Linked DNA regions of Homo sapiens: region 2 is linked to region 1. Evidence: chromatin loops called from intact Hi-C (ENCODE). Cell type or tissue: endothelial cell of umbilical vein. All regions are shown on one strand.

The links. A loop is a pair of places that touch in the nucleus more often than their neighbours do. Peaks named below come from ENCODE experiments on the same cell type or tissue, not always from the same donor. Only the 100,000 strongest peaks of a DNase experiment are listed, where the experiment ranks them.
Region 2: it touches region 1 in a loop (2.1-fold over the local background); 2 of 110 quality-filtered maps call a loop at or near these places.

Annotation. Positions count from the first base shown.
Region 1 is chr12:105,484,205-105,486,704 of GRCh38, forward strand. No RefSeq gene overlaps it. Among named protein-coding and RNA genes, the nearest start is that of C12orf75, 150 kb to the left of the region's middle. In endothelial cell of umbilical vein, no CTCF peak of the experiment used is centred here; a DNase peak (open chromatin) is centred at 1,337; H3K27ac peaks cover 2,500 bases.
Region 2 is chr12:105,586,194-105,588,693 of GRCh38, forward strand. No RefSeq gene overlaps it. Among named protein-coding and RNA genes, the nearest start is that of CASC18, 120 kb to the right of the region's middle. In endothelial cell of umbilical vein, no CTCF peak of the experiment used is centred here; a DNase peak (open chromatin) is centred at 1,208; H3K27ac peaks cover 952 bases.

The DNA.
Region 1 (2,500 bases):
TGCAGGACAGTGTGGGAGGCCAGACTGAAAACAACCACAGGGCTCAGAGAGCAGCATCATTTCATTAGGATCATCATCTTCATTCCCCTCTTTAAAAACACACTTCCAGACCACTTGCTCTATGCCAGGCACTTGGCTAGGTATGGGAGACACAAAAGATATCATGTACAGTTCCTGCCTTGAGGGCATTTACAACCCATCAAGGAGAACTGCCACACACACACCAACCTTAAACGAAATGCGTAGAAGTTACTTGGAAAGTTTGCACTTCCATTTAACGTGTGCATGTTCAGAAGAATGGAGGCCTGCAAGAGTTCCCTTTTCACATGTACTTGGAGCTTTCCCTTGAAGGGCCCTCTAATTAAGTCTTTGGGGAGGCAGTGCAGCACAGTGGTTGCAACCACAGTCTCTGGAGTCCGAAGGCCTGGGTTGAAATTTGGGCTGCAGCACTGACGACCTACAACTCCCTGGTGGAGTCTTTAGTTCTCTATCCTTGGTGATATGGTTTGGCTGTGTCCCCACCCAAATCTCATCTTGAATTATAATTCCCATAATTCCCTTGTGTTGTGGAGCGACCCAGTGGGAGATAATTGAATCATGGGGACGATTTCTCCCATACTGTTCTCATGGTAGTGAATAAGTCTCATGAAATCTGATGGTTTTATAAGCAGAAACCCCTTTCACTTGGCTCTCTCTCTTTGCCTGCTGCCATCCACATAAGACGTGACTTGCTCCTCCTTGCCTTCTGTCATGATTGTGAGGCCTCCCCAGCCATGTGGACCTGTAAGTCCATTAAACCTGTTTTTCTTCCCAGTCTGGGGTACGTCTTTATCAGCAGTGTGAAAACAGACTAATACACTTGGTTACCTTGTCTATAAAATAACGATCCAAAGGCAACCTGGTTGATTGGGTTGTCATATCAGCTAAGACAATGCAGAAAAATAGTACCATGCATGATACCCAATTAACCCAATAGCAAATAAGTAAGCACGATGCTGCTGGCTGTGGCTTGCATACTGTAGCTGAGCCGAAGTAGAGTCTCTGAGCAAGGAGGGCACCATGGAACATGTTCTTCTGGGAGTCCCGCTCAGAAAGCAAAGCTGGGTGAGTGTGCAAGGTCGTTGTGGTGCTGCCAAGTCATTGTGGAGCCTCGCTAGCATATCTTGGCTTAAAGGAGTAGGGATTTCTTAATAAATCAGGTGTTTCTTGTAGACACTCCCCACCCCCAGCAGTGCTGGAATGTGCAGAGGATGTTTTGAATGTGTCACCACTGATAGTTACATGCCGTCCTGTTGCAGTGCGTTTCCAGGAGCTAAACCAAGGCCAGGGTCAGGGAGCCCAGCTTTGTGGCAGCGGATGATACATTCCTCTGAAATACACCAACTCCTTGAGAGCTTCCTTCAATTATACTGCCCCGCGTGAGTTTGCACACCCTCACACACAATTGGCTTTCCTCTCTTAGGAGTTTGGGATATTTCAAGGCTTGCTAATCAGCTGTGTTTATTAGATAGCCTTTGTTTTCCCCTTCTAAGACAGGAAGCTCATTAGAAACAAGCACAAACTATCAACTTTCAACCCAGAGTTGAAAATGTTCCCTGAGAATTGGGGATATTTTTCAAGGGAGTCATATTCAGAGGCACAGCCCAACTCACGGTAGCTAAGCTGACAAGTAGGCTCTAGGTAATCCACATTCCAAGGATTTTGAGGTTCCCATGAGATGAATGCTTTCCCTCCATGATTATACCTTGCAGCTAGAAATATAAGGAAAAGCTGGGGCAAACTATAATACAGCAGGTAGTGACAATGGCCCTGGAGCCAGATGAAATGGGCTCATGTTCTGGCTTAGCCATTTACTAATTATGTGACCTTGGGCAAGTCACTGACCTTCAAATTCCTCATCCTTAAATAGGGGTAGGCCGGGAGGGTGACTCACGTCTGTAATCTCAGCACTTTGGGATCCTGAGGTGGGTGGATTGCTTGAGCACAGAAGTTAGAGACCAGCCTGGGCAACATAATGAGACCCCGTCTCTATAAAAAATTTTTTTAAAATCAGCTGGGTGTGTGATGGTGTGCACCTGTGGTCCCAGCTACTTAGGGGTCTGAGTCAGGAGGATTGCTTGAGCCTGGGAGTTTGAGACTGCTATGAACTATGATTGAGCCACTATACTTCAGCCTGGGTGACAGAGTGAGACCCTGTCTGAAAAAAAAACAAGGGTGGTACTACCCACTTCATAGGATTATTGTGAGCTTTACGTGAAGGCCTTACGTGATTGTTAGTTATTATTATTTATAGTAGCTTTCATTTATTCATTCATTCCTTTACTCAACTGATACTGATTTGGTACTTTCTATGTGCCAGGTGTTGTGTTTGGTGTAGGAACTATGTAATAAAATGAGTTCTTGTCCCTGCTCTTGAAGAGGTCACCACTCAATGAGAGAGACAACATGTACACAGGTTTTATGAAGCAGTGTGAACAATGCATGCAACAGGCTTTGGGAG
Region 2 (2,500 bases), 100 kb after region 1:
ATGGCAAAAACATATACATTTTTGTTATGTATTATGTATTCAATAAATTCCTATATAGTGCTTACTATGTACTTGGCATTGTACTAAGAACTTGTTATCAGTCAGAGTTCCCCAGAGAAACAGACCTAAGAGGAGATAGATAGAGATTAGATAGATAGATAGATAGATAGATGAATTGGCTCATGTGGTTATGAAGACTAAGTCCCAAGATCTGCAGTCAGCCAGCTGGAGACCCTGGAGAGCCTACGGTATAGTTCCAGTCTGAGGCCAAAGACCTGAGAACCAGGTTCAATTGATGGTGTGAGTTCCAGTCTGAGTTTAAGTCCAAGCATCCAAAGAGCTAATGGTCTAAGTGTTAGGCTGAGTCTGAATCTCAAGGCAGGAAAAGGCTGATGTCCCAGCTTGAAGATAGGCAGAGAGAGAGAATTCTCCCTTTTTCGCCTTTTTGCTCTATTCAGGCCTTCAATGGATTGGATGAGACCCATCCACGTTGCAGGGGACAGTCTGCTTTACTCAGTCTGCCAATTCAAATGTTCATCTCATCCAGGAGCCCCCTCACAGATATACCCAGAACAATGTCTAAGCAAATATCTGGGCACCCTGGGGCCCAGTCAAGTTGACATATAAAATTAACCATCACAGCACTTTATAAGCATTAGCTTACTTAATACTTCTAACATGTCTATTATTTTCATTTTACAGAAAAGGAAATAAAGGCTTAGAGATGTTACACAGCTAATAGGTGGCAAAGCTGGGTTTCAACCGCATGTAGTCTAGGTCAATATTAAACTTGGGGGAAGAAAAAAGGATGATTCTTAGAACTAGTTTGTGACCAACTCTGCTTTTATGCCTCCTGAAGTAACTGGCTTGGAATCTCGTGCCAGGGGATTGAACAAAGCTCCTGTACAGAATTCAGCTGCCTCCTCTACACCCCAGGGCCATTTAAGGGACACCCATTTTGATAATGATTATATGAACATTTGAACTAATGGGCATTTGGATTAAAGGTCTCTTGGAAAACTTCTTGTAGTTCTTTGGGGTATATGCTTTCAGCTCCAATCAAAACTTAATAATGAAACAAAACAAAATTTTAAAAAATCTAAAACTGCCTGACTGTTGAACTGCCAAGAGCCCAGTTAGTCAGAGCAGACCTTACAATACCAAATCAGGTTGTGTGCACACTGGAGGAAGCCTGATAAGAAAACACCGCCTAGGATGATTTCTAATTGGCAGCAAGAAAAGAGCTTGAGAACAATAGCTCGGCGGTGCCAAGTCCCTTCACATTTCTCACTAAATCAATGTCTTTTCCCCATCCGGAATGCTCTACCCTTCTCTTTACCCACCCATTTATATAATTACCTTTGGGACTTGGCTTAAAAGTTAGCTCCTGCTAAATGCCTTTCCCACCTAGCATCAACGTGCTTGGAGTTGATGGATGGAATCATTAATTTCTTACTCTTTCAGTGAGGGTCTGTTGGGTATCAGACACTCAACCAGCTGCTGAGAACAGAGTGGTGAGCTAGACACCATTCCTGACCTCCCAGAGCTCAGAACTTTCTGTGATGATGGAAATATTTTATGTTTGTGTTGCCTCTTATAGAAGCCACTAGCTCTGTGTGGTATTGAGTGCTTGAAAAGTGGCTATTGCAGCTGAAACATTGAGTTTTAAAATTTAATTTTGGTTAATTTCAATTTAAACAGCCACATGGGGTTAGTGGCTACTGTATTGGATGGCACCGATCTAAAGCAAATGTCTGGTAATAAAGAAAGGGCTGCAGCAAAGTCTTCAGGAGCTGGGATACAAATTTGTAATAAGACGTTGAGGGAGAAAACTAAGGCTTGCGGCTCAGCTCTCCTGGGCAAAGTCAATGTTGTTTAGAGGAGCAGTTATGCAGAGCCTCCGGACTCAGCTACCTGCATTCAAATTCAGGTGTTCTTCACCTTTTACTTCCATGATTTGAGGCAAGTTGCTAAAATCCTGTTTCACAAAATGATGAGTCTCAGGCTCAGACTCACCAGGGCAGAGGTGAGTGAAGCTGGAGAGGAGGCAGGTTCAGGATCTGGCCAATCTCCCATTAGCATGCATGGCAAGGTCCATGCACCATTAACTGAAAGGGCTTCCCTTGCTGAGAATGACATTCCAGCCACGCTCCCTGTGTGGGTCATTCCTCTCGCTCACTGGCACGTATGTGCCCTCACTCCAAAATAAAATTGTTTTTTTTTTTCCATTTGATTACAAAATATATTCCTGGCCATTATTAAGAAAAATACAGAAATCGTGAAAAATTATAAAGAAGAAATCACAAATTCTATCACCCAGAACTTCAGGAATCTGGTGAATATGCAAATAGTCCTATTTAAAGATATATACATTTACATAAGTGAGAACATGGTATACATTATGCTCTGTAATTGCTGCTTCACTCAATAATTTTCTGTGAACATTTTCCTGTGTTAATGTAGAACTTCATAAGCACTTGGATGACTACATAGTATTCTT